2 separate regions of the Homo sapiens genome follow, and region 2 is linked to region 1. The links are chromatin loops, found by intact Hi-C in ENCODE. Cell type or tissue: CD14-positive monocyte. All regions are shown on one strand. Links, peaks and the distances in the headings refer to the core of each region. The heading gives the core; the rest is flanking DNA. Region 1 has its middle 11 kb from the start of RETN. Region 2 overlaps PNPLA6 (patatin like domain 6, lysophospholipase).

Region 1 (16,622 bases), core at 877-3,376:
AAAAATAAGAAAAATTAGTCAGGCACGTGATGGCACACGCCTGTAGTCCCAGCTGCTCAGGACTTTCAGGTGGAAGGATTGCTTGAGCCCGGGAGGTTGAGACTGCAATGAGCTATGATCATGCCACTGCACTCCAGCCTGGGTGGCAAGGTGACACCCTATCTCAAAAAAAAAAAAAAAAAAGAAAAAGGAAAAGAAACCTCTCTGGGGCACAGATATACAGCCAGCCACATGAGTAATCTGAGGCAAAAGGGGCTGTGGGAGCCCATATCACATCTAATCCACCCAGACTGGGGGCAATCAGGGAAGGCTTCCTAGAGGAGGCAGCATTTGCATAGAGAATGAAAATGAAGGGGGCGAAGGGAAGGGAGGGGAGGGCAGAGCAGAAGCCAAGGCCAGAGAATGCAGGAGGCCCCTGAGGAGCTGGAGGGGAGGGTACTGACCTGCAACCCAATCTGAGAACCACGTGGAGGTTCTGGTGAGGCCATGGTGAGGGTTTTGGTCCCTGCTGAGGCCATAGGACATCATAGACAGGGTCTGAGTTGGGACAGGTAGGGACCCATGTCTCATGTTGGCAGTGAAATTCTCACTGCTGGAGTGGGTGCCTGGGGAGGGGGCAGAGGGTGGGGAAGCATCCTCTTCAGAGGTAGAGCCTCTCTTACCGCCTGTGCTCAAGCGATCCTCCCACCTCAGCCTCCTGAGTAGCTGGGACCATGAGTGCACATCACCAAGCCCAGTTAATCTTTTAATTTTTTGTAGAGACTGGGTCTGGCTATGTTGCCCAGGCTGGTCTCCTGGGCTCAAGCGATCTGCCCACCTCGGCCTCCCAAAGTACTGGGATGACAGGCGTGAGCCACCGTGCCCGGCCTCTCTCCTGATTTTGAGGTCACAGATCCTTTTGAGAATTCAGGGAAATCTAAGGACACTCATCCCAGAAAAACTGCACACACAATTTGCAGGTGGGGGCTAAGGAAAATGCAGCCCCCTCTGATTCAGCAGTTCCACAATTAGGATTTATCGGAATCTCCCACCAGGGCAGGGAGATGGATGAGGAGAGTTGTGAAGGGGATGAGGTGTGGGGAAGAAAGTGGGTCGGCTGTGGACCCCTGGGGTCCGCCTGCCCTGGATATGCCTTTGCAGGGCCTCAGCAGGGACGCGTTTTAACTTACGGGAGGTGCAGGGAGTGGGAGGGAGGTGGTTTTAATGTTTAAAACTTAAGCTCAAGGTCGGGCACAGTGGCTCACGCCTGCAATCCCAGCACTTTGGGAGGGCGAGGTGGGAGGATTGCTTGAGGCCAGGAGTTTGAGGCCAGCCTGGGCAACATAGCAAATTCCTAAATATATGTATTTTTGAGACAAGGTCTCACTCTGTTGCCCAGGCTGGAGTGCAGTGGTGCGATCTCGATTCACTGTAACCTCTGCCTCCTGGGTTCAAGCGATTCTCCTGCCTCAGCCTCCCAAAAAGCTGGGATCACAGACGTGCGACACCATGCCCAGCGAATTTTTGTACTTTTAGTAGAGATGGGGTTTTGCCATGTTGGCCAGGCTGGTCTCTAACTCCTGGGCTGAAGACCTCCCACCTCAGCCTCCCAAAATGCAGGAATTAGAGGTGTGAGCCACTGTGCCCAGCCAATCTCTACAATACTCTTTTTATTTTATTTTATATTATATTATATTTATTTATTTATTTATTTTTTGGAGATGGAGTCTCGCTCCGTCGCCCAGGCTGGAGTGCAGTGGCATGATCTCAGCTCACTGCAACCTCCGCCTCCCCGGTTCAACCGATTCTTCTGTCTCAGCCTCCCGAGTAGCTGGGACTACAGGTGCGTGCCACCACGCCCAGCTAATTTTTGTATTTTTAGTAGAGACGGGGTTTCACCATGTTGGCCGGGATGGTCTCGAACTCCTGACGCCGTGATCCACCTGCCTTGGCCTCCCAAAGTGCTGGGATTACAGGAGTGAGCCACCGCGCCCGGCCAATACTCGTTTTAATAAAAATTTTAAAATGTATTCACGCCTAACTGGGTAGTTACTTGATACAATAAATGATCTTTTCTAGATTAAGAAAAAAGAAAAAAAAACATTTAAACTCAATTTCCTGGGAAGCCGCAGTTTTGCGCCGGGAGTGGCTTGTGTAGGCACGCGCTGCGAACGCCAGGGGGCGCTGCGGCGCAATTTCCCGGTTTCTTTGATCTTCCGCGTCTGTAACTGGAGATGAGGTGACCCGAATTAGACACGACGGGGAAGTAGGTCAGGGGTTATTCCGTGGTTCTCAGCGGAGACAAAAGTCTGTTGCTTAAACCGCCTCTGCCTCTGCTCCTTACTTATACCCAGGTGATGCAATGTCTTCACACTAAAGGCAAATATTGAGTCTACAAATATTTATGTGTCCCTGTGGGCGGCGGCAGCTGACAATATCGGGTCCTAACGAGCACGAAGTCAAGCTCCCTCTGCACGCTTTATGCAGATCCTCAAAACCCTCCTGTGAGGATCGCTGGAGCCTAGGAGTTCGAGGCTGCAGTGAGCTATGATTGTGCCTCTGCCCTCCAGCCTGGGTGAGAAAGCGAGAAGTTGTGTTAAAAACAAAAAAAAAGTTGGGGGGCCGGGCGCGGTGGCTCACGTCTGTAATCCCAGCACTTTGGGAGGCCGAGGCGGGCGGATCACGAGGTCAGGAGTTCAAGACCAGTCTAGCCAACATGGTGAAACCCTGTCTCTACTAAAAATACAAAAATTAGCCGGGCGTGGTGGTGGGCGCCTGTAATCCCAGCTACTCGGGAGGCTGAGGCAGGAGAATCGCTTGAAACCGGAAGGCAGAGGTTGCAGTGAGCCATCATGCCACTGCACTCCAGCCTGGGCAACAAGAGCGAAACCCTGTCTCAAAAAAAAAAAAAAAATTATCCTTTGAGATCCCTTCCCCCAAGTCCATTTCCCATCTCATGGTGAACCTGGCTGCTGTTCTTCAAACACACCACACTGTCCCTGCCCCAGAACCTTTGCACCTGCTATTCCCATCATCCGCAATGCTGTGCCTTGCAAGCTATTGTACTCCTTCCTCCTTCCCTTCCCCAGCTGGGAGAGGCCCCTGCTTTACTTCCTTGTGGTATCCCCACTTAGGGTGCTTTCTTTCTGGTTCTCTTCTGGTACCGAGGAATGATCCTCATTCTGGATTTGGCAGGTTGCTTCCTCTCTCCCCATCCCTGCCCCAATGTTTACCCTATAAATGGCTTAGAACCACATGCTCTATTGGAATAAGGGTCAGTTGCAGCCAGAATAATATCATGCTGGTAGGGCCGGGTACTTCCTGGTACATCACATCAGGGGGTCCATAACGTCATGTCACTACGATTGATGGGTGGGTTTGGGGAATGTCCCTGGTCCCCAGTAACTCTCCACATAAAGATGTTAACAGGAGCTGGGCCCAGTGGCTCACGCCTGTAGTTCCCAGCACTTTGGGAGGCCAAGGCAGGAGGATCACTTAGGCCCAGGAGTTTGAGACCAGCCTGGGCAACATAGCAAAACCCTGTCTCTACTAAAAATAAAATAAAGACCGGGCACGGTGGCTCATACCTGTAATCCCAGCACTTTGGGAGGCTGAGATGGGCGGATCACTTGAGGTCAGGAGTTCAAGACCAGCCTGGCCAACATGATGAAACCCCGTCTCTACCAAAAAACCAAAAATTAACCAGGCGTGGTGGTGCACACCTGTTATCCCAGCTACTCAGGAAGCTGAGGTAGGAGAATAACTTGAATCCAGGAGGCGGAGGTTGCAGTGAGCTGAGATCATGCCATTGCACTCCAGCCTGGGTGACAGAGTAAGACTCTGTCTCAAAAAATAAATAAATAAAATACAACAAAATAAAATAATTAGCCAGATGTGGCAGCAATTGCTTGTAGTCCCAGCTACATGGGAGGCTGAGGTGGGAAGATCACTTGAGTCCAAGAGGTTGAGGCTGCACTGAGTTATGATCTCGGCACTGCACTCCAGTTTGGGCGATAGAGTGAGACCCTGTCTCATAAAAAATAAAAATAAAAAAGGAAAGAAAAGAAAAAAAGTCATTAGCAGCCATCAATTTTGTTGTTGTTATTGTTTGTTTGTTTGTTTTTGAGATAGAGTTTCGCTCTTGTTGCCCAGGCTGGAGTGCAGTGATGCAATCTTGGCTCACTGCAATCTCCACCTCCAGGGTTCAATCAATTCTCCTGCCTCAGCCTCCCAAGAAGCTGGGACTACAAGCATGAGCCACCATGCCAGGCTAATTTTTGTATTTTTAGTAGAGACGGGGTCTCACCATGGTGGCCAAGCTGGTCTTGAACTCCTGACCTCAAATGATTCACCTGCCTCATCCTCCTAAAGTGCTGGGATTACAGGCATCAGCCACCGTGCCTGGCCCGCCATCCATTTTTGATTCATTACTCTCTTGAGGATTATGTCCAACTTTATCATTCCTGCTACTGGAATTAGCTGTGGTTCTTCTGAAAAAGGCTTTCTGCTTCCCTCCGGAACTAGCTGGTTTGTACAGAAAGTGACAACGTGATACATTGACTTATGTATTATTTGTGGAATGCCTTGAGGCAAGCGGTTACATGAGCTCAGCAGAAGAGCCTGGAATGGGCACAGCCCTGAGGGTCACGTGTGGCTCCCTTGGAAGCATCTAGGGAGCACCCAGGAACGATTGGCTGCCATAGTAATTACTATCTAATTTATTAGATATAGTAAAAATAAATTTATTACTAATTATCACTAACGATTCTGATTACTGGGTGAGAACAATGGTGATCTCATGTATTTATGTGCATTACAGGGTGAGAGTTCTCCTTCCTGTGGCGTGCAGGAGATTCTAGAATAGAAACTCATTGAAAGAGTGAGAGGAAAACATTTGTGATCTTGAACCTGTTCCGCTTAAAAATACATGAGGGAGGCCGAGTGCGGTGGCTCACGCCTGTAATCCCAGCACTTTGGGAGGCCGAGTTGGGTGGATCACCTGAGGTCAGGAATTCGAGACCAGCCTGGCCAACACGGTGAAACCTCGTCACTACTAAAAATACAAAAATTAGCCAGGCATGGTGGCGGGCACCTGTAATCCCAGCTACTCGGGAGGCTGAGGCAGGAGAATCACTTGAACCCAGGGAGTGGAGGTTGCAGTGGGCCGAGATCATGCCACTGCACTCCAGCCTGGGTGGTACAGCAAGACTCTGTCTCAAAATAAGTAAATAGATAAATCGATTAATAAAAAATACATGAGAGGACGGGTGCAGTGGCTCATGCTGGTAATCCCAGCACTCTGGGAGGCCGAGGTGAAAGGATCATCTAAAGCTGGGAGTTTGAGACCAGCCTGGGCAATATAGCAAGACCCCTGCCTCTACAAAAAATGTAGCTGCACCTGGTGGCACACACCCAGCTACTTGGGAGGCTGAGGCAGGAAGATCACTTGAGTCTGGGAGGTGGAGGCTACAGTGAGCTGTGATTGCACCACTGCACTCCAGCCTGGGTGACAGAGCAAGACCTCATCTCCAAAAAAAACACAAATAACAAAAACGTGAGGGTCCAGAGAAATTAAAGCTGCGGGCTGGGCCAGCAGCAGTGGTGGTGGGATGGTGAAGCCAGCGACCCTAGCAGAGAAATCGGGGACAAAGGAATCAGTGCTGGAGACCTGCAGAGGAGGCGTCCTGGACCCAGACAGGAAAAGGAGGTGATGTAACTCAACGAAGCAAGGAAATCTCGTGGAAATGAGTAAGGTGACAAAGAGAGGCCACCCAGGGGGAGACCCAGACATTGAGGGTAGCTTCCCTTTTATTTTCTGTAAAGTTGCTCAAAAACCTTAAAACACAGTTGACCAACAGCTGCTGCCAAGAACATTGTGAAAAGGTTTCTGGGTAAGGAAATGGCCCTGCGAATGGGAAGGTTCCGCTCTGGTGGGATCAGAGATGAGGTGTCCAGGGCTGGGATAGGCAGGCCAGGATAGCAAAGCCCTGGCAGACAGAGGCTCCATTTTGGGTGTCCTTCATTCCCTTCTTTTTTTTTTGAGGCGGAGTCTCGCCCTGTTACCTAGGCTGGAGTGCAGTGGCGCGATCTCGGCTCGCTGCAGCCTCTGCCTCCCGGGTTCAAGTGATTCTCCTGCCTCAGCCTCCCAAGCAGCTGGCATTACAGGCATGTGCCACCACGCCCGGCTAATTTTTGTATTTTTAGCAGAGACAGGCTTTTTCCATGTTGCCTAGGCAAATCTCGAACTCCTAATCAAGCAGTCCACCCGCCCTCAGCCTCCTTCATTCACTTCTGAGATGATTCAGTTTCTGTCTCTGTTGGCAGCTGGGAAAGTTCTGAAAAAAGAATGAAGAGCAGTCCAGGCGTGGTGGCTCGCAACTGTAATCCCAGCACTTTGGGAGGCTGAGGTGGGCAGATCACCTGAGCTTGGGAGTTGGAGACCAGCCTGACCAAAAAGGTGAAACCTCACCTCTACTAAAAATACAAAAATTAGCTGGAAATGGTGGTGGATGTCTGTAATCCCAGCTACTCAGGAGGCTGAGGCAGGAGAATCGCTTGAGCCTGGGAGGCAGAGGTTGCAGTGAGCTGAGATTGTCCCACTGCCCTGCAGCTTGGGTGACAGAGTGAGACTCTGTCTCAAAAAAAAAAAAAAGAAAAAGAAAAAGTAAAGACAATGGCATCAGACAAATTCTGGCTCTGAAATCTAGGCTAGCTGGCCTGGTGACTTTTTTTTTTTTTTTTTCATAGAGATGGGGTCTTGCTATGTTGCCCAGGCCGGGTTTTGAATTTTTGGCCTCAAGCCATCCTCCTGCCTCAGCTTCCCAAAGTGCTGGGAATATAGGTGCCCCACTTTTTTTTTTTTTTTTTGAGACAGAGTCTCATTCTGTCACCCAGGCTGGAGTGCAGTGGCGCAATCTTGGCTCACTGCAAACTCCACCTCCCAGATTCAAGCGATTCTCCCACCTCAGCCTCCCGAGTAGCTGGGATTACAGGTGCCCACCATCACACCCAGCTAAGTTTTGTACTTTTGGTAGAGACAGGGTTTCACCATATTGGCCAGGTTGGCCTCGAACTCCTGACGCCAGATGATCTGCCCGCCTCGGCCTCCCAAAGTGCTAGGATTACAGACATAAGCCACCGTGCCCTGCCCTTTTTTTTTTTTTTTTAAGAGTCTCTGTCTGTCACTTAGGCTGGAGTGCAGTGGTGCAATCATAGCTCACTGCAGCCACAAACTCCCGGGCTGAAGCAATAGATCCTCCCCCTTCGGCCTCCTAAGTAGTGGCTGGGATTACACGGGCATGCCACCACACCCAGCTAATTTTTAAAAAGTTTTTGTAAAGACGGGGGTTTTCCTGTGTTGCCCAGGCTGAACTCAAACTCTTGAGCTCAACGGATCCTCCTGCCTTGGTCTCCCAAGGAGCTGGGATTATAGGCGTGAGCCACTGTGCCTGGCCCTGGTGACCTTTTGACAGTAGCCCCGCCTTCCCCAGCGTGGGTTTTGCCCTCTGTAATGTTGCGTAGGGCTGTTGCGATCACAGAAGGTGGTGGAGTGTGAGTACTTCTGGGGTACTTGCCGGAGGCTGGGGATTTGTGGAGGTGTGTGGCTCAGTTTTATTCCAGGAAACCGTGGCCAGACGGGCCTGTCAGCACCTTCCCTTTCATCTACAGTTCCTCAATTGGGGGGGTGTGAGTTGTTTCATAAGCCCCTCCCCCTCATTTCTTGCAGGAAAGTGGTAATGCAAAGAAACTTTTATTTTATCCACATCTATATTCTTTGTAACCTTTTAAAATAAGATACTTGGCCTGGCGCCTGTAACCCCAGCATTTTGGCAGGCTGAGGCAGGCAGATCACTTGAGTTCAGGAGTTCAAGACCAGCCTGGCCAACAGGGTGAAACCCCACCTCTACTAAAAATACAAAAATAAGCTGGGCACGGTGGCGCACGCCTGTAATCCCAGCACTTTTGGAGGCCAAGGCGGGCAGATCACCTGAGTTCGAGAGTTTGACACCAGCCTGACCAACGTGGAGAAACCCCCGTCTCTAATAAAAATACAAAGTTAGCCGGGCGTGGTGGCGCACGCCTGTGATCCCAGCTACTCGGGAGGCTGAGGCATGAGAATTGCTTGCACTCGGGAGGTGGAGGTTGCAGTGAGCCGAGAGGGTTAGGGTTAGGGTTCAGGAGGAAGGAAAAACCTAGGGTGTTTAGCCCCGGAAATCTCTCTTTTGATGTTCACTGCCTCGAGGTTCTTGCTACCTCTTGCTCCAAGTCACAGCCTGGCCCCAGCAGGTCATGCCAGAGCCCCCAGCCTGTCCTCTGCCAAGCGGTGGTCCTGGCAGCTGCTTAGACTCCCACTCCGAAGCTGGATCATCTGTAGATGGGAAGTGTTTGCATAAATGGGGCCAAGGAGTGCTCTCCAGCTCTTTGGTAAAGAAGCCTGACAGCCGCCAAGGCTTTTACTTTTATTTTCCATCCTTCACCCGGGAGGGGAAGCAAGTATCACTGTGTTCTGATTTGGCAGAGCCACCTGTCATTGCAACTTGTCACCAGGGCAACAAGTCACCATCTTAGTAAGGCAGCCAATGAGAAGCATGGGTTTCCTCTGGTGGTCGGTTTCACAGAACGGCAACAGTTTCTAGGCATCCGAGTGATACCAGAACTCTTTGTTCAAATAAGGCTTCAAGGACAGATGTATAGTGACAGAGAGGAGAACAAGCTGGTAGCAATTATGAATTTTCACAAGGAAAACTAGTTGTGGGGAGCAGAAAAATCCTCTCTGTGGCTTCAGGAACAAAGAGGCCATTTCCCTTGGGTCTTTAGGAAACCCCTTTTTTCCAACTATAATTTATTTTATTATTATTTTTTGAGATGGAGTTTCGCTCTTGTTGCCCAGGTTGGAGCACAATGGTGCGATCTCGGCTCACTGCAACCTCTGCCTCCCGGGTTCAAGCGATTCTCCTGTCTTAGCCTCCCGATTAGCTGGGATTACAGGCGTCTGCCACAATGTCCGGCTGATTTTTGTATTTTTAGTTGAGACAGGGTTTCAGCATGTTGGCCAGGCTGGTCTGGAACTCCTGACCTCAGGTGAACTTCCCCCCTCGGCCTCCCAAAGTGCTGGGTTACAGGCGTGAGCCACCGTGCCCAGCCCAGCGATAATTTAAATTACAAGTATTTGGCCCGGCATTAGTGGTGCATGCCTGTAATCTCTGCACTTTGGGAGGTCAAAGACCAAGGATCCTGGCAACATATGAGACCCTGTCTCTACAAAGAAGAATCAATTTTTTCAATTAACTGTGGGTGGTGGTGGGTGCCTGTAGTCCTAGCTACTCAGGAGGCTGAGGCAGGAGGATCGCTTGAGCCCAGGAGTTGGAGGATGCAGTGAGCTCTGATGGCACCACTGCACCCCGGCGTGGGAGATCGAGACAGAGTGAGACGCCATCTCTAAAAAATAATAATAAATAAATAAATACGTATTTGGTGGTGATGGTTACAAGATCGTGTGCAGAATTTTAGTGTATATAAATGCCACCTTAATAAAAACTGATTTTTAGAAAATAATTCTTGGGAAAACCAAAACGTGCAGCAGGCAGGTAGACACATTTGTCAAAATGCATCAAACTCAGTAACAGCAGACCAAAGACTGCCTGTTCTCACTTATAAGTGGGATCTAAACTTCAGGTACTCATGGACATAAAGGTGGCAATAATGAACAGTGGGGATTGCCAGGGAGGGGTGAGGAAAAGGGGCATGAGGGTTGAAAATCTAACTGTTGAGTGCTGTGCTCACCATCTGGGTGACAGAGTCGCTCATACCCCAAACCTCAGCATCATGCAATATACTCAGGTAGGAGACTGGCACAGGTATCCCCTGAATCTAAAATAAAAGTTGATAAAGAGGGTCCCGGGCGCGGCGGCTCACAACTGTAATCCCAGCACTTTGGGAGGCCAAGGCGGGCAGGTCGCTTTGAGGCCAGGAGTTCGAGACCAGCCTGGGCAACATGGTGAAACCCCGTCTCCACTAAAAATACAAAAATTAGATGGGCGTGGTGGCGGGCACCTGTAATCCCAGCTACTTGGGAGGCTGATGCAGGAGAATCGCTTGAACCCGGGAGGCGGAGGTTGCAGTGAGCTGAGGTCGCACCGCTGCACTCCAGTTTGGGCAACAGAGCGAGACTCCGTCTCAAAAAAATGAAAAAATAAATAAAAGTTGATAAAGAGGGCTGGCCATGGTGGCTTATGCCTGTAATTCCAGCACTTTGGGAGGCCAAGGCAGGCAGATCACTTGAGGCCAGGAGTTTGAGACCAGCCTGGGCAACATGGTGAAACCCCATCTCTATGAAAAATACAAAAATTAGTTGGGCGTGGTGGTGTGTGCCTGTGGTCCCAGCACTTTGGGAGGCCGAAGTGGGTGGATCACTTGAGGTCAAGAGTTCGAGACCAACCTGGCCAACATGGAGAAACCCTGTCTCTACTAAAAATACAAAAATTAGCTGGGTGTAGTGGCGCGTGCCTGTGGTCCCACCTACTCAGGAGGCTGAGGCAGGAGAATTGCTTGAACCCGAGAGGCGAAGGTTGCAGTGAGCCGAGATTGTGCCACTGCACGCCAACCTGGGCAACAGAGTGAGACCCTGTCTCAAAAAAAAAAAAAAATTTAAAAAGTTGAAAAAGAAAAACAATGCATGAAACCAAACACATAAGATAGGCACATTCTACTGTATGTAAATTACACATCAACAAAATGGATTTTTCAAAAATCACTGTTTCTGGGATTTTATTAGATAGCATTTGGTACAAAATTGAGGTCAGTAGAGCTCAGTTTTACTGGTAGAAATCAGAGGAAGTTAAAGGATTTTATGTTTTAGAAGAGAATTAAGGGGCATATTGCCTTTTCCTGCTACTGAACCAAGAGTTTTCAAACTGGGTCCCTAGGGAACCCTAGAGGTTCCATGCCTACCCTGCTTTCTCCTCAATCTGTCATCACAGCTGCCCACTCCTTTTGTGTCGTTCAAAAGGTTTTACCCGAAGAGTTCTGAGAACAAAGGGTTTGAAAATCAGAGCTCTCAAAAAATGATTTTTCTTTTTCTTCTTTTTTTTTGAGACGGGATCTTGCTTTGTTGTCCAGGCTGGAGTGCAGTGATGCCATCATAGCTCATTGCAGTCTCAGCCTTCCTGGGCTCAAGTGATCCTCACACCCCAGCCTCCTCAGTAGCTGGGACTACCAGCATGGACCACCACACCCAGCTAATTTTTTTCCATTGATTGATTGATTGATTGATTGAGACCAAGGCTCACTCTGTCGCCCAGGCTGGAGTGCAGTGGTGCAATCTCAGCTCACTGCAACCTCCACCTCCTGGGTTCAAGTGATTTTCCTGCCTCAGCCTCCCGAGTAGCTGGGATTACAGGTGCCCGCCACCACGCCCATCTAATTTTTGTATTTTTAGTAGAGACGGGGTTTCGCCATGTTGGCCAGGCTGGTCTCGAACTCCTGACCTCAGGTGATCTGCCCACCTTGGCCTCCCAAAGTGCTGGGATTACAGGCGTGAACCACTGCGCCCGGCTTTTTCCCTTTTATCTTTGTAGAGATGGGGTCTTGTTATGTTGTCCAGGCTGGTCTCAAGCTCCTGGCCTCAAGCGATCCTCCTGCCTCAGCCTCCCAAAGCACAAGGATGACAGGCGTGAGCCACTGCACCTGGCAATAACATGGTTTCTGTCTCTTTTCAAGCTACCCTTTGTCCAGGGTGTGTCAAAGAGTAGCTCAAGAAGAGACAGAAGTCATGTCTTCAAGGAGGCAGGATGAGCTGGGACTTGAGCATGGGGAAATATCTGGACAAAAACGGACTTGAAAGTTCCTGCTAGGACCAGAAGAGACAGGGAGCCTGTGGAATTCACTTTTCCCCTCTAGATCCCCTGTCCCACAAATTTGCTTTCAGTTCCTCTAAATACACACACTCCATTCTGCCTCAGGTCCTTGGAACATGCAGTCCTCTCCCTCCACCCAGAAGGCCCTCCCTAACTGCCTCTCCTGGTTAACCCTTCTGCATCCTCCACCCTCCCTTCAAACATCTTTTCCTCCCCCCAAAATACTTTCTGGATTCCCCCATGTGGGGTTGATTTTTAGGTCAGAGGTTCTCACGGAAAAGGGTTCCTCTCCTTGGGAGATGGAAGGGTCCTTGAGGCTGATGGCTGATTGAGCATTCTATTGGTGTTTTTTGTTGTTGTTTTTTTGTTTTCTTTTTTTTAGAGATGGGGTCTTGCTCTGTTGTCCAGGCTGGAGTGCAGTGGTGCGATCATAGCTCACTGCAGTCTCCAACTCCTGGACTCAAGCGGTACTTCTGTCTCAGCCTCCTGAGTAGCTGGGACTACAGGAAGCCACCACCATCCCTGCCTAATGTTTTCTTACGTTTTGTACAGAGGGAGGGTCTCACTGTGTTGGCCAGGCTGGTCTTGAACTCCTGGGCTCAAGTGATCCACCCACCTCGGTCTCCTAAAGCACTGGGATTACAGGTGTGAGCCATGGCGCCCGGACTTTTTTTTTTTTTTTTGAGATGGAGTTTTGCTTTTTGTTGCCCAGGCTGGAAAGCAATGGCACAACCTTGGCTCACCACAACCTCCGCCTCCCGGGTTCAAGCAATTCTCCTGCCTCAGCCTCCCGAGTAACTAGGATTACAGCTACCCACCTGGTGTGCCACCACGCCTGGCTAATTTTGTGTTTTTAGTAGAAAAGGGGTTTCTCCATGTTGGTCACGCTGGTCTCGAACTCCCGACCTCAGGTGATCCACCCGCCTCGGCCTCCCAAAAGGCTGGGATTACAAGCATGAGCCACCGCGCCTGGCCCATTGCCCGGCCTTTTTATTGCTGTTCTGTTGGTGTCTGCCTTTCCCTGACTGACAAGGGCCAACTCGTCCCGGGCAAGGGCAGCATCCCTCTGCTTCTTAGTGTATGCATGGTGTTTAACACAGCATATGGAACATAATAGTTGCTCAATAAATATTGCCTGCGCTTTGAACCTGTGTGCACCGTTGCATTTACACAGGGCTTTAATACACATGCATCATGTTGATTGAAATATAAATACATAGAGAAAATTGTGCAAATGAGAGTTACAGCTGAAAACTTTTACAAAATTCCCCCCTCACTAGGGGCCTTCCTGGTATGCTTTTATCACCACTATCTCTGATTCCCCAGGACTCTTCCATCGTCATTTCCGACAGCATAAATTAGTTTTGTTTGTATTTCATTTATTATTATTATCATTATTGTGAGACGGAGTCTCTCTCTGTTGCCCAGGCTGGAGTGCAGTAGCATGATTTCAGCTCACTGCAACCTCCACCTCTTGGTTCAAGCGATTCTCCTCCCTCAGCATCCCGAGTAGCTGGGATTACAGGCACCTGCCGCTACACCTGGCTAATTTTTGTATTTTTAGGTATTTTTTTTTTTTTTTGAGACGGAGTCTTGCTCTGTCGCCCAGGCTGGAGTGCAGTGGCGCCATCTCGGCTCACTGCAAGCTCCGCCTCCCGGGTTCACACCGTTCTCCTGCCTCAGCCTCCCGAGGAGCTGGGACTGCAGGTGCCTGCCACCACGCCCGGCTAATTTTTTTGGATTTTTAGTAGAGATGGGGTTTCACCGTGTTAGCCAGGATGGTCTTGATCTCCTGACCTTGTGATCCGCCTGCCTTGGCCTCCCAAAGTGCTGGGATTACAGGCAGGAGCCACCGCGCCCGGCCCCCTTTTTTTTTAATAAATGGATTTGTATGGTATGTTCTTTTTGGGGTCTGGCTTCTATGCTAACATATGTTCGTGAGAATCAGCCACATGGTTGGGTGTAGCTGTAATCCATGGACAGTTGTCTCATTCTCACTCATCACCACATACCAGGGGTACAAAAAAATGTTTTCTGTAACGAGTCAGATAGTAAACATTCTCAGCTTTGGGGGCCCTACTGTCCAACCACTCTACAGCTGCTGAGCTCTGCCATGGACATGTGATAGCAGTCACTGATGATATATTAAAAAATGGGGCCAGGTGCAGTGGCTCATGCCTATAGTCTCAGCACTCTGGGAGGCCAAGGCGGGCGGATCACTTGAGATCAGGAGATCGAAGCCAGCCTGGCTAACATGGCGAAATCCCATCTCTACTAAAAATACAAAAATTAGCCGGACATGGTGGCGCACCTGCCTATAATCCCAGCTACTCGGGAGGCTGAGGCAGGAGAATCGCTTTAACCCGGGAGGCAGAGGTTGCGGTGAGCCAAGGTCGTGCCACTGCACTCCAGCCTGGGTGACAAGAGCGAGTCTCCCTCTCAAAAAAAAGGGGGTAGCAAACTGTGTGTGTGTGTTTGTAGGGACAGGATCTCACTATGTTGCTCAGGCTGCCCTCAAACTCCTGGGCTCAAACAATCCTCCTGCTTTGGTCTCTCAAGTAGCTAGGATGACAGGTGCCTGCCACTGAGCTTGGCAATTTTTTTTTTTTTTGAGACAGAGTTTCGCTCTTGTTGCCCAGGCTGGAGTGCAAGGGCACCATCTTGACTCACTGCAACCTCCACCTCCCGGGTTCAAGCAATTCTCCTGCCTCGGCCTCTCAAGTAGCTGGGATTACAGTCGCGTGCCACCACACCCGGCTAATTTTGTATTGTAAGTAGTGATGGGGTTTCACCACATTGGCCAGGCTGGTCTTGAACTCCTGACCTCAGGTGATCCACCCGCCTTAGCCTCCCAAAGTGCTGTGATTACAGGCATGAGCCACCGCACCCAGCTGACAATGTTTTAAGAAAATTTTCTTTATGGACTTTTTATGAAAATTATATGAATTTGAATTTTATATGATTTCTATTTTCACTAAACATTACAAATATTTTTTGGCTAGGCACAGTGGCTCATGCCTGTAATCTCAGTGCTTTGGGAAGCTAAGGTGGCAGGATCTTTTGAGGCCAGGAGTTTGAGACCAGCCTGGGCAATAGAGTGAGACCCCACCTCTACAAAAAAATTAAAAAAATTAGTTAGGTGTGGTGACACATGCCGTAGTCCCACCTACTCAAGAGGCTGATGAGGGGGGGATTGCTTGAGCCCAGGAGTTTGAGGCTGCAGTGAGCTATGATTGCACCATTGCACTCCAGCGTGGAAAACAGAGCCAGACTGTGTCTTTTTTAAAAAAAAAACAACTTTTTTTTCCCTATGGTTTAAAAATGTGAAAATTGGCAGTGCCTCAAAAAGTTAAACATAGAATTACCATATGATCAGGCAGCACTACTCCTGGACATACGCCCAGAAGAATTGAAAGCAGGAGCTGCAAACAGATATTTGCACATCTATGTTCAGAGCAGCATTATTCACAATAGCCAAAAGGCAGAAGCAGGCCAGGCACAGTGGCTCACACCTGTAATCCCAGGACTTTGGGAGGCCGAGGCAGGCGGATCACTCCAGATCAGGAGTTTGAGACCAGCCTGGCCAACATGGCAAAACCCCATCTCTACTAAAAATACAAAAGAAAAAAAAATTAGCCAGGTGTGGTGGTGGCACATGCCTGTAATCCTGGCTACTCGGAGGCCGAGGCAGGATAATCACTTAAACCCAGGAGTCAGAGGTTGCAGTGAGCCAAGATCGTGCCACTTGCACTCCAGCCTGGGTGACAAGAGCGAAACTCTGTCTCAAAAAAACAAAAAACAAAAACCTTTTAGATCCGCCATCTGTGGTGGAGCCGCCACCAAAATGTAGATTTTCCTGAAAACCCTTACAGGGAAGACCACCACCCTCGAGGCTGAACCCTCAGATATGGTAGAAAATGTAAAGGCCAAGATCCAGGGTAAAGAAAGAATTCCTCCTGATCAGCAAAGACAAGCACTGGAAGATGGGCGTACTCTGTCTGACTACAACATTCAAAAGGAGTCTCCTCTTCATCTTGTATTGAGAATTCGTGGTGGTGCTAAGGAAAGGAAGAAGTCTTTTTTTTATTTTTTTTGAGATGGAGTCTCGCTCTGTAGCTCAGGCTGGAGTGCAGTGGTGCAATCTCGGCTCACTGCAACCTCTGCCTCCCGGGTCCCAGTTCAAGCAATTCTCCTGCCTCAGCCTCCCGAGTAGCTGGGATTACAGGCACGTGCCACCACGCCCAGCTAATTTTTGTATTTTTAGTAGAGACAGGATTTCACCATGTTGGCCAGGCTGGTCTTGAACTCCTGACCTCGTGATCCACCTGCCTCGGCCTCCCAAAGTGCTGGGATTACAGGCCTGAGCCACTGAGCCCGGCCAGAAGAAGAAGTCTTACCTGCAAGACGAATAAGCACAAGAGAAAGAAGGTGAAGCTGGCTGTCCTGAAATATTATAAGGTGGATGAGAATGGCAAAATTAGTCACCTTCGTCGAGGTTGCCCTTCTGATGAATGTGGTGCTGCAGTGTTTATGGCAAGCCACTTTGACAGACATTATTGTGGCAAATGTTGTCTGACTTACTGCTTCAACAAACCAGAAGACAAATAACTGTATGAATTAACAAAAGACGGCCAGGCGCAGTGGCTTACACCTGTAATCCCAGCACTTTGGGAGGCCGAGACGGGCGGATCACAAGGTCAGGAGATCGAGACCATCCTGGCTAACATGGTGAAACCCCGTCTCTACTAAAAATACAAAAAAATTAGCTGGGCATGGTGGCGGGCGCCT
Region 2 (11,499 bases), core at 6,287-8,786, 110 kb before region 1:
GTCCCCACCTATCCCCAGAAACCCCAGCCCCGGATGGCCCCCGGTATCGGTTCCGGAAGAGGGACAAAGTGCTCTTCTATGGCCGGAAGATTATGCGGAAGGTGAGTCCGGGACCCCTGGGGTCCGCCCTGACCACACAGAGGCCGCGCCCCTTCCCTATTTACACTTCTTAGTGTCCGCCACCGCTCCTTCCTTGATGGAGACCCCCTGGATCCGTCTGCCTCTTCTCCAAGGTCTGAATTAGCAATTCACCCATCTCCGCCTTCATTCTCCCAGGTGTCACAATCCACCTCCTCCCTCGTGGATACCTCTGTCTCCGCCACCTCCCGGCCACGCATGAGGAAGAAACTGAAGATGCTCAACATTGCCAAGAAGTAAGGCTGTGCTGGGTGTGACCTGGTATTAGGGGTTATCTCAGGGGCCTTTTGAGTAATCAGCTTACACCAAAGTGTTGTGGAAGTCTTCCCATATTGGCTGCGCGCTGTGGCTCATGCCTGTAATTCCCAGCACTTTGGGAGGCTAAGGCGGGCAGATCACCTGAGATCAGGAGTTTGAGGCCAGCCTGGCCAACATGGCAAACCTCATCTGTACTAAAAATACAAAAATTAGCTGGGCGTGGTGGCATGGGCCTGTAATCCCAGCTACTCAGAAGGGTGAGACAGGAGAATCACTTGAATCTGGGAGGTGGAGGTTGCAGTGAGCTGAGATCATGCCACTGCACTCCAGCCTGGGCAATAGAGTGAGACTCTGTCTCAAAAAAAAAAAAAAAAAAAAAAAAAAGAAGAAGAAGAAGAAGAAAGTCTTCCTGTTTCAGAGAGACATCTCTGGACTCTCCTCTCAGAGCTCTTCCACACCAGACATGCTGTCTCTAGGGTATCTCTTCCCTGAGGGCTACCTCAGTGACCTTCTCCTTCCACTGGAGTATCTGAGCTATTTGTTCCCAAGTCAATATCTCAGAGGTCTTGCCATATACTTAGTGGGGGGGTCTACATCAGGGGTTTCCATGTAGGTTATTTCATGAGTCTCTTCACATGAGTGGTTTTCTTCCAGGGTACCTCACTGAGGTAATTGTGTTTCTACGATCTCCTAAAGGGGCTATCTCCAGCCTCCAGCCTCTCTTCTCCGGGGGTTATCTCAGGCATCTCTGTACATCAGAAGGCATCTTTCCTATGTTATGGACCTTGAAGTTCTTCCCACACTAAGGAGGCTGTCTCAGGAGTTTCTGTTCCCTAGGGGCTATCTTATGAATTTTCTTGCACTAGAAATATAGGAAGGATGCATCAGAGATCCCTGTTGGCAGCAAGGTCTGCGAGAAAGGCTCTCCAACTCTCTTTGCAAGTTGGGTGCTGGCTCTGGGATCCCTGTGCGTCATGTAGTCTACCTGGAGGTCTGCCTCAAGGGTTTCTTCACACCAGGGCAGGGCTCTCCATGATCAATAGTCCTGCAATGGCAGTCCTTTCTTTTTTGTTTGTTTGTTTGTTTGTTTTTGAGATGGAGTCTTGCTCTGTCACTAGGCTAGAGTGCACTGGCACGATCTCGGCTCACTGCAACCTCCACCTCCTCGGTTCAAAAGATTCTCCTGCCTCAGCCTCCCGAGTAGCTGGGACTACAGGCTCATACCACCATGCCCAGCTAATTTTTGCATTTTTAGTAGAGACGGGGTTTCACCATGTTGGCCAGGATGGTCTCGATCTCTTGACCTTGTGATCCGTCCGCCTCGGCCTCCTAAAGTGCTGGGATTACAGGCATGAGCGACTGAGCCCGGCCAATGGCAGGGCTTTCTGTGAGTTGAGTAGAAGGACTATCTCAAAGTTCCCCATGATCAGTTGAGGGTCTATACCTCAGGTTTCTCCACATCACAGGAGCTGTCTGTAGTGTTTGCACACTCTTAAGGGACTACCCTGATATCTTCATGATTGTCAGAGGGCTGTCTGAGCTTTCTGTGACCTAGGGAAGAGTTAGCCCAAGATCTCCCTGATCAAAAAAGGAATAATCATAACAATTATAATTATTATTATTATTTTGGAGACAGGATCACACTTTGTTGTTGAGGCTAGAGTGCAGTGGCACAATCACAGCTCACTGCAGCCTTTACCTCCTGGGCTCAAGAGATCTCTCCTGCCTCAGCCTCTTAAGTAGCTGAGACCATGGGCATGCACCACCATGCCTGGCTAATTTTTAAATTTTTTTGTAGAGATGGGAGTCTCACTGTGTTGCCTGGGCTAGTCTTGAACTCCTGGCCTCAAGCAATCCTCCCACCTCGGCCTCCCAAAGTGCTGGTATTACAGGCATGAGCCACCACGCCCAGCCAAAAAAGGAATTATATCTGAATTTCTTGATTTCACTGAGTTTAACTCAGGGTCCCATCCTCCAAGGTCTATCTCAGGGATCTTTTGCCAGCGGAGGGTCTTTCTCAGCAATCACTGTGACTTGTGGGGAAGGGCTCTCCCAGGTCCACGATTAGCAGAGGGGCTATCTGGATTCTCCACTTATAATGAGGGCTACTTCAGGGACCTCTGTGGCTGTCAGAGGGGCTGTCTCAAGGTTCTCTGAGACTGGGAGGAAGGTCTATCTCAGGAATGTTTATGTAGAACAGAGAGACTGTATCTGCGGTCTTCTCATATATTGGAAGCTATGTCAAAGGCATACTCACGTTAAGGGGACTATCTCAGGAATCTACTCTGTGACTACTGGAAGGACCGTTTCAGGACCCCCATGATAAACACAGGTACCATTTCTGGGCCTACCCTTATCTTGGAAGCTATGTCAGGGGTCTGCCTTCCTAAAGGGTTCAGCTCAGGGGCCTATGCCTAGTGGAGGGGCCATCTCAGAGAACTTTAGGTCTGGGGTCATAGGGTTTTTCCATAAAGGGCCAGATAGTAAATGTTTCAGGCTTTGCTGGCCACATATGGTCCCCATTGCAACTCTTCAACTCTGCTGCATGGGAGCAGCCATAATGATATGCAAATACATGAATGTGGCTTTGTACCAATAAAACTTTATTTACCAAAATAAATGTGGCCAGCCGGGTGCAGTGGCTCACGCCTGTAATCCTAGCACTTTGGGAGGCTGAGGCGGGAGGATCACTTGAGTTCAGGAGTTTGAGACCAGCCTGGCCAACATGGGGAAACCTCATCTCTACTAAAAATACAAAAAATTAGCTGGGCGTGGTGGCACCCACCTGTAGTCCCAGCTACTTGGGAGGCCGAGGCAGGAGAATCGCTTTAGCCTGGGAGGTGGAGGTTGCAGTGGGCCGAGATTTCGCCACTGCACTCCAGCCTGGGTAAAAGAGCGAGACTCCTGAGGCAGGGCACAGTGGCTCACACCTTTAATCCCAGCCTTTGGGAGGCCGAGTCGGGCGGATCACCTGAGGTCAGGAGTTCGAGACCAGCCTGCCCAACATGGAGAAACCCCATCTCTACTAAAAATGCAAAATTAGCTGGGCGTGGTGGCACATGCCTGTAATCCCAGCTACTAGGGAGGCTGAGGCAGGAGAATCGCTTGAACCCTGGAGGTGGAGGTTGCAGTGAGCCGAGATCGCACCATTGCACTCCAGCCTGGGAAACAAGAGCAAAACTTCGTCTCAAAAAAAAAAAAAAAAAAAAAAAGGTGGCCAGCCTGATTTGGCCAGCGGGCCAGAGTTTGCTGTACATGAGCCCTGGGGAAAGGGGTATGCGGGGGTCTTAGGTTTGCCTGAGCCTTCTCCGTGCCCCCCTCACCCCCGGCACCCCTCCCCTCCCACCAGGATCCTGCGCATCCAGAAAGAGACGCCCACGCTGCAGCGGAAGGAGCCCCCGCCCGCAGTGCTAGAAGCTGACCTGACCGAGGGCGACCTGGCTAACTCCCATCTGCCCTCTGAAGTGCTTTATATGCTCAAGAACGTCCGGTCAGTGTTGGGGTGCAGGTGGGGGTGGAGGGCTGCAGACGTGGGGCCGCCCTGACCTCCAGCCTCTGTCGCCCACCGCCTGTCCAACAGGGTGCTGGGCCACTTCGAGAAGCCACTCTTCCTGGAGCTCTGCCGCCACATGGTCTTCCAGCGGCTGGGCCAGGGTGACTACGTCTTCCGGCCGGGCCAGCCAGATGCCAGCATCTACGTGGTGCAGGACGGGCTGCTGGAGCTCTGTCTGCCAGGGCCTGTGAGTGGGCCTCCCCAGGGGCTGCTGCAGGAGGATGGGTGGTGGGGATGGGCAGCAGGCATTGGTCTGTAGAGCTGGTGGTCTTTGGAGATGCGTCATCGGGAGTCAGGGGAACGGGTGACCGAGGACATTTGGGGTAGTCTGCGTAGTTGCTCAGTAGTTACAAGTATTGAACGATGGGAGATGCCTGCTCGTTGGAAGGGTTGGTGGGTTCCCCTGAGAAGGGATGAGAAGTGTCAGTGATCATTGGGATGGATGAGGGGGCGACATGCCAGTCACCAGGGCGAGGCCACTGAGGGTCCACGGTCTCCTGTGTCTCAGGACGGGAAGGAGTGTGTGGTGAAGGAAGTGGTTCCTGGGGACAGCGTCAACAGCCTTCTCAGCATCCTGGATGTCATCACCGTGAGTGACCAGTTTCTGAGGCAGGGGGGCTGGGGTGCAAGGTCCCACCCAAGGGACTAGGTTGAAGGAAATCACAGGGTCCCCAATCTCTGGTTCATCCGTTATGCTGCCGATGGCCCCTCACGGGACTGGCGCCAGGAAGGATTAGGGGAGTAGCGAGGGGGACTCGCAGCCTCTGCCCTTGTCTCTCTTCACGCCCTCCCCTCCCCCAGGGTCACCAGCATCCCCAGCGGACCGTGTCTGCCCGGGCGGCCCGGGACTCCACGGTGCTGCGCCTGCCGGTGGAAGCATTCTCCGCGGTCTTCACCAAGTACCCGGAGAGCTTGGTGCGGGTCGTGCAGGTCAGTGGGCCTTCGCCTCCTGTCACCCCCTGAGGGACCCCACCCTGGCCCCCACCCATTCCAGGCTCCAAGGGACCGAGGCCCAGCAGCCAGCAGGCGCTGGAGCTGTGGTTATCGGCCTGGAGCAGCCAGATGTCTGCAGCCGCGGACTCCTCCCTTAGCTGCCTCGCCCCATTTCCCCAGACTGTGGGTCTCTCCCTGGTTCCCGCCCGACCCCTTATGCTGCGAACTAGCCCGGCCCACCATCTGGCCCTGCCCCTTACCCCGCCCCATCTTATGGCCACGCCCCTCGAGCCCTGCAGATCATCATGGTGCGGCTGCAGCGAGTCACCTTCCTGGCACTGCACAACTACCTGGGTCTGACCAATGAGCTCTTCAGCCACGTGAGTGGGTGGCGGGGAGCGAGCACAGGGGGGATGGGGGCGAGGTCTCCCTCCCAGGACAGGCCACAAGCTGTTCTCTGCCCCCAGGAGATCCAGCCCCTGCGTCTGTTCCCCAGCCCCGGCCTCCCAACTCGCACCAGCCCTGTGCGGGGCTCCAAGAGAATGGTCAGCACCTCAGCTACAGACGAGCCCAGGGAGACCCCAGGGCGGCCACCCGATCCCACCGGGGCCCCGCTGCCTGGACCTACAGGTACCCAGGGACCCGAGGCCAGCCGAGCCCAATCTCCCAGGAAGCCCCGTCTCAGCCGCCAGCCCCTTTTTCAGTTCTGCATAGAGTCAACCTGACCTTGTCCAGCCCCACAGGGACTCCATAGCGGGGTACCCAGGTCTGACTCCTATCTGGTACCGAGGAAGCTGTGGCCTCGTCCCCAAGGGCCCATTGGAATTGCTTTAACTAGTTAATCAGTCGCCAGCATCTCCTTATCTCCCAACCTGCTAATCCTCCTAGTGGCTCTGAGGGGCAGGAGCCTGAACATGTGTCTCCCCCAGGGGACCCTGTGAAGCCCACATCCCTGGAAACCCCCTCGGCCCCTCTGCTGAGCCGCTGCGTCTCCATGCCAGGGGACATCTCAGGTTTGGAGCACTGGGTCTGCGGGGAGGGCCATGGAGCTTCCAGGTTTGAATCCAGGTCCACCGCCTGCCTGTCTTGATTGTTTTAATCTGCGAAATGGGAACACTGCCAGTACTTCCCCAGGCACTGTTTTGTAGATATTCATTGAGATAGTGCTTCTCCCACCTGTTAAGAGGGATTCAGAGGGAGAGTGCAGGCGTTGATTAGTCATGTCTGCTACAGCAGTGGCCCATGGCACATTGGTATCCATTGGTCTCAGACTGCAACTGTGGTTACTCTCATCTTTTTCTTTTCTTTTGAGACCTGTCTCCCAGGCTAGAGTGCAGTGGTGCTGTCATAGCTCACTGCAGCCTCGAACTCCTATGCTCAAGTGATCCTCCAGCCCCAGCCTCCCAAATAGCTGGAACTACAGGCCTGCACCACTACACCTGGCTCATTTTTTAAAAATCTTACTCTCATCTTTATGGTTTTTGTTGCCCCCCTGCCTGCCTGCAGGCTTGCAGGGTGGCCCCCGCTCCGACTTCGACATGGCCTATGAGCGTGGCCGGATCTCCGTGTCCCTGCAGGAAGAGGCCTCCGGGGGGTCCCTGGCAGCCCCCGCTCGGGTAAGGCTTGGGACCCTGCCCGGTGGTGGAGCCCGCAGGGGAAGGTGGCTGGGAGGGAGCATCAGGAGGTCACAAGCCTGCCCCACTCAGACCCCCACTCAGGAGCCTCGTGAGCAGCCGGCAGGCGCCTGTGAATACAGCTACTGTGAGGATGAGTCGGCCACTGGTGGCTGCCCTTTCGGGCCCTACCAGGGCCGCCAGACCAGCAGCATCTTCGAGGCAGCAAAGCAGGAGCTGGCCAAGCTGATGCGGATTGAGGTGGGCAGCCGAGGGGAGCTGGGCACAGGGCGCAAGGGAGGCCTGGCTGCGCCCATCTCAACCCCCCTACCTCCCCAGGACCCCTCCCTCCTGAACAGCAGAGTCTTGCTGCACCACGCCAAAGCTGGCACCATCATTGCCCGCCAGGGAGACCAGGTGAGGCTGACCCCTGACCTGTAACCATGCCACCTGAGATCATTCCCTATGACTTCTGTGACCTCTGATCCCTGCCCTTTGACTGTAAGACCAGCACCTTCTCCCATAGAAGCAGACCTCTCTCATCCTATCATTTCCAACCTCTAACCCTTGGGTCCTGTGACCCCCACCCCCTAACCCCACCCTATGTCCTCTGGACCTGTCAACCCTTCACCTGTGACCCCTGAACCTTTTGCCCTAGGACTCCAACTCCTAGATCTCTCCTGCCTGCCCTGGCTCTTCCTGTAATTCTGTTTTCTGAACTTCTGATCCTGCAGTATTCACTAACATGTCTGCTTCTCATGCTGACCGCTGCCAGGATAGGGGCTCAATAAATGGCTACAAATCGCCATCTGGCCTCGGAAGGCCATGAACCAGCCCTGGGTCGGGGTTTCAGGGCCTTGTGGCGGCACCCAGGATGTGTAGGAAAATGTATCCTACCATTCTGTCCACTGTCCATATGGGGAAACTGAGGCCCATCAAGGGTTAGTGACCCGACTACCAGCTGAAAGTCAGGAAGCCTCAGGGTAGGAGGAGGAGGAGGAAGAAGAAGAGGAAAGTTGAAACCCACACTCTGTCCCCAGAGTGTGGCAGATGATCTAGAAAGTTCTCTGCTTCCTCATCAGTGGAATGAGGTAATAAAGAAGAGATGCCTAGTTCGCAGAACCCCAGTAAGACTTCTTTTTTTTCTTTTTTTTTTTTTTTGAGACGGAGTCTCGCTCTGTCACCCAGGCTGGAGTGCTGCAGTGGCGTGACGGTGGCTCACTGCAAGCTCCGCCTCCCGGGTTCACGCCATTCTCCTGCCTCAGCCTCCCGAGTAGCTGGGACTACAGGCGCCTGCCACCATGCCCGGCTAATTTTTTGTATTTTTACTAGAGAGGGGGTTTCACTGTGTTAGCCAGGGTGGTCTCGATCTCCTGACCTCGTGATCCGCCCGCCTAGGCCTTCCAAAGTGCTGGGATTACAGGCGTGAGCCACTGCGCCCGGCCTTTTTTTTTTTGTTTTGAGACAGAGTCTTGCTGTTGTCACCCAGGCTGGAGTGCAGTGGCACAATCTCAGCTCACTGCAACCTCCGCCTCCTGGGTTCAAGCAATTCTCCTGCCTCAGCCTCCCGAGTAGCTGGGATTACAGGGTTGTGCCACCACGCCTGGCTACTTTTTATATTTTTAGTAGAGATGGGGTTTTGCCATGTTGGCCAGCCTTGTCTCAAACTCCTGACCTCAGGTGATCCGCCTGCCTCGGCCTCCCAAAGAGCTGGGATTACAGGCATGAACCACTGTGCCCAGCCTACTGAGACATTTTTGATTGTTAGGATTTCACAGGGTGCTGTTCCTGACACCTGATGGGTAGAGATCAGGGATGCTCAAATGTACAGAGCAGCAGGCCGGAACCATACAGTCCATTATCCACAGTGTGGGGTTTGCAAGAGTGACAAGTGGTCAGGGAGGGTGTTTAGCAGCAGCTTATAGGGAGCGGGGGCTTGAGGTGACAGTGAGCTGTCATAGGCACTGGGACCCCAGCTCTGCCCCAGGCTTGGGGGAGAGAAGCCTGGGGCAGGGTTGGGGTGGGGTGGGAGCTGTGGTCCCACTGTTAGCCGGCTGGAGTGTTGCTGTGTCACTTGACCCAGTGACTCTGCTGTCCCCTTGAACCACCCATGGCAGGGATGGGCTCTTTTCTGGAGAGGAAGTCAAGGCTTTTGCCAGCTGTTCTTAGAATAGCTGAGGAAGTAAGGTTACCCTGTGGCTTCTTTGGGGGCCCCTGGGCCCTGCTTATCTGGGAGACTGCTGGCCACAACCCAGCCCTGGCCTGTCAGTGTACCACGCTGGTCTGCAGCCCCTCAGAGCTTCTCTGCGTTGGCAGGACTTTTGTTAGGGACCCTGTGCTCTCCTGTGCTTCTCCTTGAAACTTTTTTTTTTTTTCGGAGACGGAGTCTTGCTCTGTCGCCCAGGCTGGAGCGCAGCGGTGCGATCTTGGCTCACTGCAACCTCTGCCTCCCGGATTCAAGTGATTCTCCCACCTCAGCCTCCCTCGAAGCTGGGACTACAGTCACGTGCCACCACGCCTGGCTAATTTTTGTAGTTGCACTAGAGATGGGGTTTCACCATGTCGGCCAGGCTGGTCTCAAACTCCTGGCCTCAAGTGATCCACTCGCCTCAGCCTCCCAAAGTGCTGGGATTACAGGCGTGATCCTCGGCACCTGGCCACAGTCTGGAAATTCTGTCTTAGAAGGTTCCAGCATGTGTTTATATCTCCTGGGACTGTGCCTCACCCAGGGGTCCCTGCAGTGTTTTGGCAGGTGGAGCTTCACTGGGTACCAGACAGGTTGGTGTGGTGGATAAAGAAGGAATCTCTCCATTTCTGGGCGGTTTCAGTTCCTTATTTATAAAGGGATGGAACAGGAAGGTTTCTAGCTGGTCAGGCTACCCAAAGAAGAAAGAAACGTGTTTACCCAGCATTTGCCCCATCTCGAACTGTGTGCTGCTGGCTGGACAAGAGGCAGGAAAATGGCTGGGCACGGTGGCTCACGCCTGTAATCCCAGCACCTTGGGAGGCCGAGGTGAGAGGATCACTTGAGGTCAGGAGTTCGAGACCATCCTGGCCAACATGGTGAAACCCCATTTCTACTAAAAATTCAAAAATTAGTCAGGCACGATGGCGGGCGCCTCTAGTCCCAGCTACTCGGGAGCCTGAGGCAGGAGAATCACTTGAACCCAGGAGACAGGTTGCAGTGAGCTGAGATCGCACCCCTGCACTCCAGCCTGTGCAACAGAGTGAGACCCTGTCTCAAAAAAAAAAAAAAAAAAAAAGTGGGCAGGGAAAACCCTTAGTGGTCCCTGCCCTTGGGCAGCCCACCGTATTCTGAGAGACATGACTCAAAGGATTACACAAATTCTTGTAAAATCATAAGTGCTTAGTGTCACAAAGGAAATGATCTTGGCACTACAAAGTCTGGCTTAGACAGGGTGGCACCTCTAAGGGCATGACCTAAGAAGGAAGGAGGGGGAGGAACAAACTGGGTGCAGGTGGGAGGAAAGGTCATTCTAGGCAGAAGGAAGAGCTTGTGCAAATGTTGTGTGGTGGGAAGAAATAGGTTGATCTCTAAGAAATAAAAAAGGAAGTCAGTGGGCCTCAAGTGAAACAATATTTTTTGGGGGGGTGTAATGGTTTTATTGAGCTATAATTCATGTACTATACAATTTACCCATTTAAAGTATATACTTTAGGCTGGGCACAGTGGCTCACGCCTGTAATCCCAGCACTTTGGAAGGCCGCGGCGGGAGGATCTCTTGAGTCCAGGAGTTCGAGACCAGCCTGGGCATCATGGCAAAACCCAGTCTCTACAAAAAACAAACAAAAAAAATTAGCCAGGCATGGTGGCGCATGCCTGTAGTCCCAGCTACACGGGAAGCTGAGGCAGGCATAAGCCACTGCACCTGGCCATGCCCACCTAATTTTTGTATTTGTAGTAGAGACAGGGTTTCGCCATGTTGGCCAGGATGGTCTTGAACTCCTGACCTGAGGTGATCCGCCTGCCTCACCCTCCTAAAGTGCTGGAATTACAGGCATGAGCCACTGCACCCGGCCTTATGTAAGGGCTTCTGTGTAGACATATATTTTATTTATTTTTTTAAAGGTGGGGTCTCACTATGTTTCCCAGGCTGGTCTTAAACTCCTGGGCTCAAGTGATCCTCCCACCTTGGCCTCCCAAAGTGCTTGGACATATGTTTTCATTTCTCTTGGGTATATACCTAGGAGTTGAATTGCTGGGTTATAAGCCAATTCAATTTTTTTTTTTTTTAAGAGGGAGTCTCGCTATGTCGCCCAGGCTGGAGTGCAGTGGCGCGATCTCAGCTCACTGCAACCTCTGCCTCCTAGGTTCAAGCAGTTCTCCTGTCTCAGCCTCCTGAGTAGCTGGGATTACAGGCACACGCTGCCACGCCCAGCTAATTTTTGTATTTTTAGTAGAAACACGGTTTCACCATATTGGTCAGGCTGGTCTTGAACTCCTGACCTCAAGTGATCCATCCACCTCAGCTTCCCAAAGTGCTGGGATTACAGATGTGAGCCACCATGGCCAGCCTCTATTTTTAATTTTTTTAAGCACTGTGTGTTTGTTTGTTTCTTTGCTAGACTGTTTTCCAAAGCAGCGGCACCATTTTACATTTCCACTGACAGTGTATGTGAATTCCAGTCTCTCTACATTCTCTCTAACCCTTTGTAATTCTAGCCATCTTTGTGGGTGTGAAGTGTAGTATGTCATTGTGGTTTTGCTTTGCATTTCTCTAATGACTTGACGTTGAACAGCTTTTTATGTGCCTATTGGCCATTTGTATATCTTCTTTGGAGAAGTTTTTATTCAGATCTTTTGCCCATTTTACTCTTACTTTTTTTAGAGACGGGGGTCTCACTATGTTGCCCAGGCTGGTCTCCAACTCCTGGGCTGAAACTATCAAGCGATCCTTCTGCCTTGGCCTCCCAAAATGCTGGGATTGCAGGCGTGAGCCACCGCACTTGGCCTTTAATTTATTTTAGAGACGGGGTCTTGCA

Evidence for each region. A loop is a pair of places that touch in the nucleus more often than their neighbours do. Peaks named below come from ENCODE experiments on the same cell type or tissue, not always from the same donor. Only the 100,000 strongest peaks of a DNase experiment are listed, where the experiment ranks them.
Region 2: a loop joins it to region 1, with 2.5 times the contacts of the local background. A loop is called at or near these places in 1 of 110 quality-filtered maps.

What each region holds. Positions count from the first base shown.
Region 1 is chr19:7,650,039-7,666,660 of GRCh38, forward strand. It overlaps the pseudogene RPS27AP19. Among named protein-coding and RNA genes, the nearest start is that of RETN, 11 kb to the right of the region's middle. RefSeq lists an enhancer at 8,114-8,233. In CD14-positive monocyte, for the core only: CTCF peaks have their summits at 2,124 (motif pointing right) and 2,333; DNase peaks (open chromatin) are centred at 2,253 and 3,073; H3K27ac peaks cover 1,234 bases.
Region 2 is chr19:7,536,173-7,547,671 of GRCh38, forward strand. It overlaps PNPLA6 (patatin like domain 6, lysophospholipase), which reads left to right. Exons shown (of 32, transcript NM_001166114.2): 2 at 19-101; 3 at 277-374; 4 at 3,746-3,886; 5 at 3,977-4,136; 6 at 4,458-4,538; 7 at 4,751-4,879; 8 at 5,182-5,262; 9 at 5,350-5,512; 10 at 5,812-5,895; 11 at 6,389-6,498; 12 at 6,589-6,756; 13 at 6,835-6,912. Among named protein-coding and RNA genes, the nearest start is that of PNPLA6, 6.2 kb to the left of the region's middle. In CD14-positive monocyte, for the core only: no CTCF peak of the experiment used is centred there; DNase peaks (open chromatin) are centred at 7,609 and 8,619; H3K4me3 peaks cover 1,179 bases; H3K27ac peaks cover 2,284 bases.